Regions from separate parts of the Homo sapiens genome. Here region 1 is linked to region 2. A link is an interaction called in ENCODE POLR2A ChIA-PET data of the cell type or tissue named here. Cell type or tissue: HepG2. All regions are shown on one strand. Each heading gives the region's core, and the rest is flanking DNA. Links, peaks and the distances in the headings are about the cores only. Region 1 has its middle 5.7 kb from the start of APOC4. Region 2 overlaps CLASRP (CLK4 associating serine/arginine rich protein).

Evidence for each region. ChIA-PET counts read pairs that join two places held together with the same protein. Peaks named below come from ENCODE experiments on the same cell type or tissue, not always from the same donor. Only the 100,000 strongest peaks of a DNase experiment are listed, where the experiment ranks them.
Region 1: POLR2A ChIA-PET joins it to region 2 with 6 read pairs; 4 of 35 experiments call an interaction of 5 or more read pairs at or near these places.

What each region holds. Positions count from the first base shown.
Region 1 is chr19:44,932,825-44,940,260 of GRCh38, forward strand. No RefSeq gene overlaps it. Among named protein-coding and RNA genes, the nearest start is that of APOC4, 5.7 kb to the right of the region's middle. In HepG2, for the core only: a CTCF peak has its summit at 3,093; a DNase peak (open chromatin) is centred at 3,177.
Region 2 is chr19:45,042,069-45,049,504 of GRCh38, forward strand. All of the region lies in intron 2 of CLASRP (CLK4 associating serine/arginine rich protein), which reads left to right. It also overlaps the pseudogene RNU6-611P. Among named protein-coding and RNA genes, the nearest start is that of CLASRP, 6.7 kb to the left of the region's middle. RefSeq lists enhancers at 3,703-3,997, 7,276-7,436. In HepG2, for the core only: no CTCF peak of the experiment used is centred there; a DNase peak (open chromatin) is centred at 3,853; H3K4me3 peaks cover 906 bases.

The sequences.
Region 1 (7,436 bases), core at 1,248-5,247, 110 kb before region 2:
ACAATATTTGAAAGCCATATATCTAATAAGGGGTTAATATTCAAAATATATAAGGGACTCCTACAATGCGAGTGGGAACACCAAACACTGCAGCCACTGTGGAAAACAGTATGGGGTTTCCTCAAAACATTAAAAATAGAACTACCAAATGATCCTGCAATCTCATTTCTGGGTATTTATTCAAAAGAATTGAAATCAGGACCTTGAAGAGATACCTGCCCTCCCATGTTCACTGCAGGTCTGCTTAATACCCAAGATATGGAAACAACCTAAATGTTTATCAACAGATGAATGGGTCAAGGAAATGTGGTCTATACGTGCAATGGAATGTAAAGCATCCTTAAAAAGGAAACCCTGAGGCCGGGCTCTGTGGCTCACACATGTTATCCCAGCACTTTCGGAGGTCGAGGCAGGAGGATCACTTGAGGCCAGGAGTTGGAGACCATCCTGGCCAACATGGTGAAACCCCGTATCTACTAAAAATACAAAAAAAATCAGCCAGGCATGGTGGCGGGTGCCTGTAAACCCAGCTACTCAAGAGGCTGAGGCAGGAGAATCACTGGAACCCAGGAGGCGGAGGCTGCACTGAGCAGAGATCGTGCCGTTGCACTCCAGCCTGGGCGACAAGAACAAAACTCCATCTCAAAAAATAAAAAAAGGAACTCCTGAAGCCAGGCTCGGTGGCTCCCACCTGTAATCCCAGCACTTTGGGATGCCAAGGCAGGAGGATCACTCGAGGCCAGGAGTTGGAGACTATCCTGTCCAACATGGTGAAACCCTATCTCTACTAAAAATGCAAACATTAGCCAGGCATGGTGGCGTGTGCCTGTAATCCCAGCTACTTGGGAGGCTGAGGCGTGAGAATAGCTTGAACCAGGAGGTAGAGACTGCAGTGAGCTGAGATCATGCCACTGCACTCCAGCCTGGGCGTCAGAGCAAGACTCCATCTCAAAACATAAAAGGAAATCCTGGGCCGAGCGCAGTGACTCACGCCTGTAATCCCAGCACTTTGGGAGGCCGAGGCAGGTGGATCACAAGGTCAGGAGATCGAGACCATCCTGGCTAACATGGTGAAACACTGTCTCTACTAAAAATACAAAAAATTAGCTGGGCATGGTGGCGGGCGCCTATAGTCCCAGCTATTCGGGAGGCTGAGGCAGGAGAATGGCGTGAACCCGGGAGGCAGAGCTTGCAGTGAGCCAATATTGCGCCATGCATTCCAGCCTGGATGACAGAGTGAGACTGTGTCTCAGGAGAAAAAAAAAAAAAAAAAAGGAAATCCTGAACCTGGGCATAGTGTCTTATGCCTGTAATCCCAGCACTTTGGAAGGCTGAGATGGGAGGATCAGTTGAGGTCAGGAGTTCAAGACCAGCCTGGGTAACATGGTGAGACACCGTCTCTACCAAAAAAAGAAGAAAGAAAGAGAATAAATAAATTATAAATATTACTCTCTGGGGTTAATGCATTCCCTTCTCCCCCAAAATCAACCCTCCAAACTCCTATACTCTCCTTTCTTCTCACTCAGCAGCCTGTTAGAACTCAAGTCAGATTTTTTGTTTTTTTGTTTTTTGAGGCGGAGTCTCACTCTGTTGCCCAGGCTGGAGTACAGTGGCACCATCTCAGTCCACTGCAACCTCTGCCTCCCAGGTTCAAGCGATTCTCCTGCTCAGCCTCCCAATTAGCTGGGACTACAGGTGTGTGTGTGTCACCACACCCAGCTAATTTTTGTATTTGTAGTAGAGACGGGGTTTCACCATGTTGCCCAGGCTGGTCTCAAACTGCCCAGCTCTAGCGATCTACCCTCCTCGGCCTCCCAAAGTGCTGGGGTTACAGGCATGAGCCACCGTGCCCAGCCTCAAGTCAGATTATGCTCTTCCTCTGCTCAGAACTCTCCTGATTCTCTCAGAGCAAACCCAGAAGAACTTACCAAAGGCCTACAAACAGGACACTACCCGGTTCACGATCGCCTCATCCCTCTCTCTCCATCACTCACAAGCAACTCCTTGCTATTCCTCCAATGTACTGGGCAGGTTCCCACCTCAGGGCCCTTGCAGTTACTGTTCCTCTTGCCTGGAATGTTCTTCCCCAGGGGTCCAGATATCTGCCTGGCTCCCTCCTCACTTCCTCCAGTTCTCTTCCAAAATCATCCCCTGCCAGACATAGTGGCACACTCCTGTAATCCTAACCTTTGAGAGGCCAAGATGGGAGGATTGCTTCAGCTCAGAGGTTCAAGACCAGCCTGGGCAACATAGCAAGACCCCATCCCTCCTAAAAAAAATTAGCTGGGCATGGTGGTGCACACTTGTGGTTCCAGCCACTTGGGAGGCTGAGGTAGGAGGATGGCTTTGAATCAGGGAGGTTGAGGCTGCAGTGAGCCATGTTCCAAATTAGATAGTGGTGATTGTGCAACCTTGCCAATATAGGAAAAACCATTGAACTGTACACTTTAAAAGGGTAAATTTAGCAGGACGCGGTGGCTCACGCCTGTAATCCCAGCACTTTGGGAGTCCGAGGCGGGCAGATCACTTGAGCTCAAGAGTTCGAAACCAACCTGACCAACATGGTGAAACTCCATCTTTACGAAAAATTAAAAAATTAGCCAGGCGTGGTGGCAAGTGCCTGTAGTCTCAGCTACTTGGGACGCTGAGGCGGGAGAATTTCTTGAACCTGCGGGGCAGAGGCTACAGTGAGCTGAGATTGCCCCACTGCACTCCAGCCTGGGCAACAGAGTGAGACTCCATCTCAAAAAAAAAAAAAAAAAAAAAGAAAAAGAAAAAAGGGTAAATTTTATGGAATGTGAATTATAACTCAATTTTTCAACATGCATTAGGAGGGACATTTCAAACCCTTTTTTACCCCAGCCTTCCCTGCAATCACCCAGAGTATCCAGCCAGGAGGGGAGTGGCTAGAGACACCAGAAGATTAGCAGGGAGGAGGGTGCAGGGTTTCGGGGGATGAGGGGATGGGATTCAGACCAGGGTAAGGATCCAGGGGTAGAGAGAAAGATTTGAGAGTGGTTTTGGGGCTTGGTGACTTAGAGAACAGAGTTGCAGGCTCTGTTTTTGGGCCCGCCCTGCCCCCTTCCGACCTCTTAGTTCCTATCCTCCAGCAGCTGTTTGTGTGCTGCCTCTGAAGTCCACCCTGAATGACCTTCAGCCTGTTCCCGTCCCTGATATGGGCAAACATTGCAAGCAGCAAACAGCAAACACATAGCCCTCCCTGCGTGCTGACCTTGGAGCTGCGGCAGAGGTCAGAGACCTCTCAGGGCCCATACCACTTCCAACATCCCCTTGATCTCTTGGATTTTGGTGGAGAGGGGCAGAGGTTGTCCTGGCCTGGTTAGGTAGTGTGAGAGGGTCCCGGTTCAAAACCACCACTTGCTGGTTGAGGAGTCGTCAGTAAGTGGCTGCGCCCCCACCCTGAGGCTTGTTTCTCCATCTGTACAATGGAAATGATGAAGATGCCCACCTGATAGGGTTTTTGTGGCAAATAAGTAAGTAGTTTTTTTGTTTTTCTTTTTCTTTTTTTTTTTTTTTTTTTGAGATGGAGTCTCACTCTGTCACCAGGCTGGAGCGCAGTGGCGTGATCTCGGCTCACTGCCAACTCCACCTCCCGGGTTCAAGCGATTCTCCTGCCTCAGCCTCTGAGTAGCTAGGACTACAGGCGCCCGCCACCACACCCAGCTAATTTTTGCATTTTTAGTAGAGATGGGGTTTCACCATGTTGGCCAGGATGGTCTCAATCTCTTGACCTTGTGATCCACCTGCCTCGGCCTCCCAAAGTGCTGGGATTACAGGCATGAGCCACCACGCCCAGCTCCCCCACCTTTTTTTTTTTTTGAGATGGAAAGCTCTGTCACCCAGGCTAGAGTGCATTGAGCCATCTTGGCTCTCTGCAACTTCTGCCTCCCGGGTTCAAGCAATTCTCCTGCCTCAGGCTCCCAAGTAGCTGGGATTACAGGCGCCCACAACCATGCCTGGCTAATTTTTGTATTTTTAGTGGAGACAGAGTTTCACTATATTGGCCAGGCTGATCTCGAACTCCTGACCTCAAGTGATCTGCCTGTGTCAGCCTCCCAAAGTGCTGTGATTACAGGCATGAGCCACCATGCCCCACCGCAATTAAGTAAAGTAATCATCTAAAAGCCCTGCCATGGTTCCTGCCACACAGTGTGTGCTGGGGAAGCGCGCACGAATTAAACAGTAGCTGGCGTTGACGGGGCACCTATGCGGCATTTTCTGTGCACGATCTTTACTCTCCCTGGCAACCCTATGAGGTAGATAGTCCATGACTCCCATTCATGGATGAAGAAACAGGCCCACACAGGTAAAGCAACTTGTACCAGGTCATACCGCTAGAAAGATGTAGAGTCAGCCACGCGCGGTGGCTCATGCCTATAATCCCAGCACTTTCGGAGGCTGAGGCGGGATGATCACTTGAGGTCAGGGGTTCGTAACCAGCCTGGCCAACATGGTGAAACCCCGTCTCTACTAAAAATACAAAAATTAGCTGGGCGTGGTGGCGGACGCCTGTAATCCCAGCTACTCAGGAGGCTGAGGCAGAAGAATTGCTTGAACCCGGGAGACAGAGGTTGCAGTGAGCTGAGATCACGTCACTGCACTCCAGCCTGGGTGACTGAGCAAGACTCCATCTCAAAAAGAAAAAAAAACAGGCCAGGAGCAGTGGCTTACACCTGTAATCCCAGCACTTTGGGAGGCCAAGGCGTGTGGATTGCCTGAGGTCAGGAGTTCAAGACCAGCCTGGCCAACGTGGTGAAACCCTGTCTATACTAAAAATGCAAAAATTAGCTGGGTGTGGTGGCAGGCGCCTGTAGTCCCAGCTACTCGGGAGGCTCAGGTAGGAGAATTGCTTGAACCCAGGAGATGGAGGTTGCAGTGAGCCGAGATCGCGCCACTGCACTCCAACATGGGCAATAGAGCAAGACTCCATCTCAAAAAACAAAGAAGGGAGGGAGGGAAGGAAAGAAAGGAAAAGAAGCAACAGGTAGAGTCAGGCTCTGAACCCCACACCAATCATAACACAACACACAGTAGGTTTGTTTTTGTTTTTTATTTTGGGCTTTTGTTTGTTGTGGAGACAGCGTCACCCAGGCTGTAATGCAATGGTACAATCATAGCTCACTGTAGCCCTGAACTCCTAGACTCAAACAATCCTCCCACCTCGGCCTCCTGAGTAGCTGGGACTACAGGGGCATGCCACCACGCCTAGCTAAATTTTTTTTTTTTATTTTTAGTAGAGATGAGGTCTCCCTATGTTGCCCAGATTAGTGTCTTAACTCCTGGGCTCAGGTGATCCTGCCACCAGGGATTACAGGCACGAGCCACCATGCTGGCCCTTGTTTTTTGTTGTTTTTTTTTTTTTTTTTTGAGACGGAGTCTCGCTTTGTCGCCCAGGCTGGAGTGCAGTGGCGGGATCTCGGCTCACTGCAAGCTCCGCCTCCCGGGTTCACGCCATTCTCCTGCCTCAGCCTCCCAAGTAGCTGGGACTACAGGCGCCCGCCACTATGACCGGCTAATTTTTTTGTATTTTTAGTAGAGACGGGGTTTCACCGTTTTAGCCGGGATGGTCTCGATCTCCTGACCTCGTGATCCGCCCGCCTCGGCCTCCCAAAGTGCTGGGATTACAGGCGTGAGCCACCGCGCCCGGCCTGTTTTTTTTTTTTTTTTTGAGACTGAGTCTCGCACTGTCGCCCAGGCTGGAGTGCAGTGGCGCGATCTCGGCTCACTGCAACCTCCACCTTCCAGGTTCAAGCAATTCTCCTGCCTCAGCCTCCTGAGTAGCTGAGATTACAGGTGCCCACCACGATGCCCAGCTAACTTTTTTTTTTTTTTTGGTATTTTTAGTAGAGACGGGGGTTTCACCATGTTGGTCAGGCTGGTCTCGAACTCCTGACCTCGTGATCCGCCCGCCTTGGCCTCCCAAAGTGATGGGATTACAGGCGTGAGCCACCGTGCCCAGCTTTTTTTTTTTTTTTTTAAGAGACGGGGTCTTACTATGTTGCCCAGGCTGGACTCTCAAACTCCTGGGCTCAAGGAATCCTTCTACCACAGCTTTCTGAGTAGCTGGGGCTACAAGCCCCTGCCACAGTACCTGGCTGTTTTTGTTTTTTTATAATTGTGGTAAAATATAAACAACATGGCCGGGTGTGGTGGCTCACGCCTGTAATCTCAACACTCTGGGAGGTTGAGGTGGGAGGATTACTTGAACCCAGGAGTTCAAGACCAGTCTGGGCAACTTGGCAAAACTGTGTTTCTACAAAAAATAAAAATATTAGCTGGGCAGCCAGGCGCAGTGGCTCATGCCTGCAATCCCAGCACTTTGGGAGGCTGAGGTGGATGGATCACCTGAGAGGTCAGGAGTTTGAGACCACCCTGGCCAACATGGTGAAAACCTGTCTCTTTAAAAATACAAAAAAATGAGCCAGCCATGGTGGCTCACGCCTGTAATCCCAGCACTTTGAGAGGCCAAGGCAGGTGGATCACCTGAGGTCAGGAGTTCAAGACCAACCTGGCCAACATTGTGAAACCCCGTCTCTACTAAAAATACAAAAAATTAGCTGGGCATGGTGGCAGGCGCTTATAATTCCAGCTACTAAGGAGGCTGAGGCCGGAGAATCGCTTGAACCCGGGAGGCGGAGGTTGCAGTGAGTCAAGATCGCACCATTGCACTCCAGCCTGGGCAACAAGAGCGAAACTATGTCTCAAATACATACATACATACAAAAAATTAGCCGGGTGTGGTTGCCGCACACCTGTAATCCCAGCTACGCGGGAGGCTGAAGCAGGAGAATCGCTGGAACCCGGGAGGCAGAGGTTGCAGTGAGCCAAGATCACACCATTGCACTCTATCCTGGGTGACGGAGTGAGACTCTGCCTCAAAAAAAAAAAAAAAAAAAAAAAAACTTAACCATTGCAGCCATTTTTAGGTGTACAGTTCAGTGGCATTAAGTACATTCACACTGTTGTGCAACCATCCCCACTATTTGCAGGATGTCTTCGTCATCCCAAACAGAAACTCTGGGTGTTTTCAATCTGCTGATGATTGCTACAGAGGAATTCCAGGGGACATCTGTTGCGCACCTACTGTGCTCACGCTGGGGCCTCTGGGATGGACAGGATTCTGCCAAGGCAGACATCTGGGTCAAGACAGTCCTGCACAGTTGTTCAGGTTGTGGCCAAGGTTGCGTTTGCAGATTTGCCATGTAAAAATACAGGATGCTCAGTTACATTTGAATTTCAGATTAATAGCAAAAAAAACTTTTTGGTATAATTCTGAAATATTTCATGGGACATATTTATACTAAAACGTCATGCACTGTTGATTTGAAATTCAAATGTAATTGGGCCTCCTCTATTTCGTCTGGCAAGCGTAGACAAAAGAATCCAGTCCAGGCCAGGCGCAGTGGCTCAAGCCT
Region 2 (7,436 bases), core at 1,529-5,528:
GTGGTGGCTCACGCCTGTAATCCCAGCATTTTGGGGGCCAAGGCAGGTGGATCACCTCAGGTCAAGAGTTTGAGACCAGCCTGGCTAACATGATGAAACCTCGTCTCTACTAAAAATACAGAAATTAGCTGGAGGTGGTGAGGAGCCTGGGCTTTCTCTCAAGGGCACTTAGGAGCCATAGAGGTGCTCTGAGCAATGAAGGGACAGGGTCAGTTTTGTGCTTTAGAAAGGCCTCCTGGACTCTTCTAGGGAGGACAGACTGGAGGAGCCAGGACTGGAGGCCAGCAGACCAGGGAAGAGGCTGGGGCAGTAATACAGGAGTAAATGGTAATCCCAGCTACTCGGGAGGCTGAGGCAGGAGAATTGCTTGAACCCGGGAGGCATAGGTTGCATTGCTCTCCAGCCTGGGCAACAGAGTGAGACTCCATCTCAAAAAAAAAATTTATATATATATATATATGTGTGTGTATGTATGTATACACACACGCACACACATACGCATACACAGGTTGAACATCCCTAATTCAAAATCCGAAATGCTCCAAAATCTTTTTTTTTTTTTGAGGCAGAGTCTTGCTTAGTCGCCCAGGCTGGAGTGCAGTGGCATGATGTCAGCTCACTGTAACGTCCACCCCCCAGGTTCAAGCTATTCTCCTGCCTCACTCAACCTCCTGAGTAGCTGGAATTACAGGCATGTGCCACTATGCCTGGCTAATTTTTGCACTTTTGGTAGAGACAGGGTTTCACCATGTTGGTCAGGCTAGTCTTGAACTCCCGACCTCAAGTGATTTGCTTGCCTCGGCCTCCCAAAGTGCTGGGATTACAGGCGTGAGCCACCACGCCCGGCTAGCTCCAAAATCTGAAACTTTCTGCATACTGACATGATGCCCCACTATAAGTGGAAAGTTTCACATATAAGTACTTTACACAAACTTTGTTTCATGCACAAAATTATTTAAAATATTGTATACAATTACCTTCAGGCTGTGCTTATAAAGTATAAATGAATTTGGTCTTTGGACTTGGGTGCCATCCCTAAGATATCTCATTATGAATAGACAAATATTCCAAAATCTGAAAAAATCTGAAGCACCTCTGATCCCAAGCACTTCAGATAAGGAATACTTTGTGTGTGTGTGTGTGTGTGTGTGTGTGTGTGTGTGTGTGTCCCGTCTCTACTACAAATACAAAAAATTAGCTGGGCGTGGTGGTGGGCACCTGTACTCCCAGCTACTCGGGAGGCTGAGGCAGGAGAATGGCATGAACCCGGGAGACAGAGCTTGCAGTGAGCCGAGATAGTGCCACTGCACTCCAGCCTGGGCGACAGAGCGAGACTCCGTCCCAAAAAAAAAAAAAAAAAAAAAAATTTTTTCCATTCATACGTATATGCACATACCCAGCTCTGTGAGACTGGGGACTAATTATATTTGGGTCACGTTTGTACCCTAGGGTTGGGTCCATCAAATATGGTTTGAAAGAATAGATGAATAAAACAATATTAACAATAGTAATTAACCATTTAATTGATCCTTCGCAGGCACCCCCAGGCCATGTGAGAGATGCAGGATTTTTTTTGAATCCCCACAGTCACCTGTGAGACAGAGACCGCTCTTACTTCCACTCAGCAGAGAAGAGGAAGCTCTGAGAGCTCCTTGCTTACCTCTGCCACCCAGGAAGGAACCACGGGGCTAAAGGGAGAACTCATCTCCGATAGTGTCAGAAAGATGTGATCATCAAGGCAAGGCCTGGGTCTCTGTTGGTCATAGTTGAGGCCCCAGAAGTGGCCTAGGAACACAGCACTCAGGAATGAATAGCTACCTTTTTTTTTTTTGAGATGGAGTCTGGCTCTGTCGCCCAGGCTGGAGTGCAGTGGCACGATCTCGGCTCAGTGCAACCTCCGCCTCCCGGGTTCAAGCAATTCTCCTGCCTTAGCCTCCCAAGCAGCTGAGACTATAGGTGCCCACCACCACGCCCGGCTAATTTTTGTATTTTTAGTAGAGACAGGGTTTCACCATATTGGCCAGGCTGGTCTCAAACTCCTGACTGCAAGTGATCCGCCTGCCTTGGCTTCCCAAAGCGCTGGGATTATAGGCGTGAGCCACCACACCCAGCCTAGCTGCCATTTATTAAGGGCCCATGGTGCGCCAGACCCAGTGCTCACCAGCTTGGCATAGTAGTCCTCTGAACAGGCCTGCGAGGTAGGTATTGATCATGCCTGTGTTAAAGGTGATGCCACGATAACAGCTAACGCTGTTGGGCAGTTCTGTGGTAACCACTGTGCTAACTACTTGGCTTGTGTCTCCGCTTCATCAAAGCCACACCCAAGACTAGGAGGTGGTTCTTACTATTTCCATTTTACAGAGGACAAAACTGGAGCACGGAGATACGTGGCTTACAGTCACATAGCATGAGGGCAGAGCTGGCACTATAACCCAGTCTCTGACCCTTAACCTCTCTAAGCTTTTCACCTGCGCCTTATCATGCAGAAATAGAGGTTCAAAAAGATGAGGCATAGCAAGACCCCATCTCTGCAAAAAATAATAAAAAAAAATTAGCCAGGTTTGGTGGCATGCGCCTGTGGTCCCAGCTACTTGGGAGGCTGAGGCAAGATGAGACCTGGGAGGGTGGGGCTACAGTGAGCTGTGATTGCACCACTGCACTGGAACCTGGGTGACAGAGTGAGACCCTGTCTCAAAAAAGAAAGGTGAGGTGACTTGCCCAAGGCAACACAGCCAGGAGGTGAGATCCCATCATGGTTAGTCCTTAGAATTTGGGAGTCATGGGGCTCTGGGTTCAAATTCTAGCGATCCCACTTATCTATAGTGTGACGTGGGCAAGTGACTGCCTCCCTGAGCCCATTTCCTCTTCCACATGTGAAAGGATGTCACATGGACAATCAGCTTTGGCTCTAACAAACCTAGAGCATCCGTCAGTGGCTTAAACAAGATAGATGTTTATTTCTTAGCCACAGAAAAGCCAAGAGGTAACCAGTTAGCTCGGGGACCTAAGCCGCTTCTGTTTTGTTCTCCTGGGCACAGCTTCTCTTCCTAGTGTTGCATCGAGGTCTAAGAGGCTCTGGCCATCATGTCTTCATTCTATCCAGCAGGGAGGAAAAAGGGAGGAAAAGGGGCAAAGCGCTCATGCCATTTGTTGAGAAAGTTTCTAGGCCAGGTGCAGTGGCTCACGCCTGTAATCCCAGCACTTCGGGAGGCCGAGGCAGGAGGACTGCTTGAGCCCAGGAGTTCGAGAACAGCCTGGACAACATGGTGAAACCCCGTCTATACCAAAATATACAAAAATTAGCCGGGCATGATGGCGTGCATCTGTGGTCCCAGCTCCTCAAGAGGCTGAGGTGGGAGAATCTCTTGAACCCAGGAGGTGGAGGCTGCAGTGAGCTGTGATTGTACCACTGCACTCCAGCCTGAGTGGGAGAATAAGACCCTGTCTTTAAAAAAAAAGTTTCGGGATGTTTTCCCGTAACATTTCCACTCCTCCCCTGCTGACCAGGAAGTAGTCTTATGAACAGCCGTGAGGAAGGCTAAGAGGTGTAGACTTTATTTTGGGTCGCCCTGACCAGATATATTTGGAGTTCTGTTACTGTTGTAGCAAAGGGAATAGATGTTGGTTGCCAATTAATGGTTTGCCACTAACAGTGGAGACAAGAGCATGTCCTTCGATGTTGTTGGAGTGTTGGACACATGGACCACTGAGAGCAGCCTGGCCAGCGTCGCTATCGCTCAGTAAATATTAGCTCTTGTTATTGACATTACTGTTGCTGATAGAACTGGAGTTTGGATCCAGGTGGAGGGATGGTGCAGAGGAAGGAAGGCTGGAGCTGAGACTCCAGGCCCCCTCCCTGTTAGCAGGGAAGCTTGCTGCATTGTATTCCCCCTCAGGACAGTGGTGACGACCAACCCCTCTCACTGGATAATGGGGAAGAGCTCAAAGAACCAATGTCTATGGGTGCTTTGTGGTGCAGGCCTGTACAAGCGGCCTTTGTCCCTGTATGTGAACGTGACCTGCATTCCGATCTGGGCTGCCAAGCTGTGGAGTATGGCTGGGCCGTGGCTGATGGCTGCTTTGAGGAGGGGACTCTCATCTCAGCCTTGGGCCGAGAGCAGAGGCTGTGGAGCGAGTGTCAGTGAAGCTGCGGTAGATTGTGGCAGGCTGAATGAGTATGTCCAGATGCAGTTGGTTTCTGTCTTCCTGATTTGTCGTTGGTGCCTGCTTTCTCTCCCTGTCTTCAGTCCCAAGCAGACTCCGGTTCTGTCATTGCTTCTGTCCTTGTCAACTTTCCTTTTTAATCAGTGGTTTGGATAAAGAAACAGAATCCTCTGTTGATACGGAAATAAGAAGTAAACAGGTCGCAGCTCAGGCGTCGCCTCCTCCAGGAAGCTCCAGACTGACCCCCAAGTCTGGGTCAGGTGTTCCCCCTGTGGGCCCCCATCTCAGCGCTGTCCACTCTAGGTTGTCCTTGTATGGGGACAAGTCTGTGTCCCACACTGGACTGTGAGCCCATGAGGGCAGGGCCAGGGCTATCTCAGTTACTGCCATACCCTAGCACAAGGTCTGCTTAACAGTTGAATGAATGAATGAATGAATGAGTAACTTCATGAACTCCTCTGACACAATCTGATCCTAGAGACAGGATAATCCAGTGGTTAAGAGTTGGTTTTGGGCCGGGCGCGGTAGCTCACGCCTGTAATCCCAACACTTTGGGAGGCTGAGGTGAGCAGATCACCTGAGGTCAGGAGTTTGAGACCAGCCTGACCAACATGGAGAAACGTCATCTCTACTAAAAATACAAAATTAGCTGGGCGTTGTGGCACATGCCTGCAGTTCCAGCTACCTGGGAGGCTGAGGCAGGAGAATCGCTTGAACCCGGGAGGCAGAGATTGTGGTTAGCCTAGATCACGCCATTGCAGCCCAGCCTGGACAACAAGAGCAAAACTCTGTCTCCAAAAAAAAAAGTGGATTTTGGATCTTGAAGAGGTACTTATACACTTATGTTCATTACAGCATTATTAGCAATAGCCAAGAGGTGGACGCAAGCTAAATGTCCATTGAGGGATACATCGAGAAAGAAAATGTGGTCTCTACACATAACGCAATATTATTCAATCTTAAAAAAGAAAGAAATCCTGTCCTATGCTACAATATCGATGAGCCCTGAAGATGTTATGCTAAGTGAAATAAGCCAGTCGCAAAAAGACAGTATTGTATGATCCGCTGATAAGTATCTAAAATAGTTAAACCTTGCTTGAGCCCAGGAGTTCCAGGCTGCAGTGAACTGTGATCACACCACTGTACTCCAGCCTGGGTGACAGAGCAAGACTCCATCTCAAAAAAAAAAAAAAAAAAAACAGAGAGAGAGAGGAAGGGAGGAAGGGAGCTCACTTCGGCAGCACATATACTAAAATTGGAACGATACGGGGATTAGCATGGCCACTGTGCAAGGATGACACAAAAATTCGTGAAACCTTCTGTATTTTTGGTAAAGAAAAAAAAACCTAAAAGAAAAGTCAAACCCTCAGAAAAAGAAAATACAGTGCAGGTTGACAGGGATGGGGGGAGGAGGAAAGGGGAAGTTCAGTTTTGTTTCAGTTTTGTAAGATTTAAAAAGTTCTAAAGCTCTGTTGCACCACAGGGTGGATGTAGTTACTACTACTGTACTGTACACTTAAAAATGTTAAGATGGTAAATGTTTTCTACCACAATAAAAAAATTATTCTTGGCCAGATGTGGTGGCTCACACCTGTAATCCCAGCATTTTGGGTGGCTGAGGCAGGCAGATCACCTGAGGTCAGGAGTTGAAGACCAGCCTGGCCAACGTGGTGAAATCCCATCTCTACTAAAAATACAAAAAATTAGCCAGGCAGGTTGGTGCATGCCTGTACTCGGGAGGCTGAGGCAGGAGAATCGCTTGAACCTGGGAGGCGGAGGTTGCAGTGAGCCGAGATCATGCCATTGCACTCCAGCCTGGGCAACAAGAGTGAAACTCTTGTCTCAAAACAAACAAACAAAAAATTACTCTTAAAAAGCAAATAAATAAAAAGAAGCAGATTTTGTAGTCAGGCCCATCTGGGTTCAAATCCTAGTTCTGCTTATTCCTAATGTCAGGCAGGTGGACCCCATGGCTTTGAGCCTCAGTTTACTCATCTGTAACATGGGCATAAGAATAGTACCTGCTGGGCGTGGTGGCTCATGCCTGTAATCCCAGCACTTTGGGAGGCCGAGGCGGGTGGATCACGAGGTCAGGAGTTCGAGACCAGCCTGGCCAACATGGTGAAATCCCGTCTCTACTAAAAATACAAAAAATTAGCCAGGCATTTTGGTGCATGCCTGTACTCGGGAGGCTGAGGCAGGAGAATCGCTTGAACCTGGGAGGCGGAGGTTGCAGTGAGCCGAGATCATGCCATTGCACTCCAGCCTGGGCAACAAGAGTGAAACTCTTGTCTCAAAACAGACAAACAAAAAATTACTCTTAAAAAGCAAATAAATAAAAAGAAGCAGATTTTGTAGCCAGGCCCATCTGGGTTTGAATCCTAGTTCTGCTTATTCCTAATGTCAGGCAGGTGGACCCCATGGCTTTGAGCCTCAGTTTACTCATCTGTAACATGGGCATAAGAATAGTACCAGCTGGGCGTGGTGGCTCATGCCTGTAATCCCAGCACTTTGGGAGGCCGAGGCAGGCGGATCACGAGGTCAGGAGTTAGCGACCAGCCTGGCCAACATGGTGAAGCCCTGTCTCTACTAAAAATACCAAAATTAGCCAAGCGTGGTGGCGGGCACCTGTAATCCCAGCTACTCGGGAAGCTGAGGCAGGAGAATCCCTTGAACTTGGGAGGCAGAGGTTGCAGTGAGCCGAGATCGCGCCATTGCACTCCAGCCTGGGTGACAGAGCGAGACTCTGTTTCAAAAAAAGAAAAAGAATAGTATGTTTCTTCCATGGTTGGGACATTCGAGTGAGACAGTGCACATAAAACAGTGCCTGGTTTTTAGTAGGGTTCATTGACTTTTCCAGAATCTCCCAACAGAACCAGGCTCTGGACTCCTGGTGTTTACTCCCGGCTCAGTGCTTATTCCTTTCTGTGAAGCTGACCCTGCCAGTAGCTTCCCTGTACCTGCCAAATTCTGTCCTGCAAACAGTGTCCCATGAGTCCTGGCTGTGGGAACTGGGCATTTGGCCTGGAGCAGCCTCAGGAGTATGATGGGATCTTGGCCTTGGACTTGGCTGGCTTGTCCCAGGGCAGAGGGAGCTGGGTGCGCTGTGTGGCCCCAGCTGAGGAATCAGCTAAGGAATCGAGGGAGGCAGGCGAGGTGCAGCATGAGTAGCTGGACTCCAGCAGCGCCACCTCGCTGGGCCTGTGGTCTTGAGTGTTCCTTAGACTCAGTTTCTTTAGGTGTGAAATGAGAGTCACAGCAGCCCAGCACCT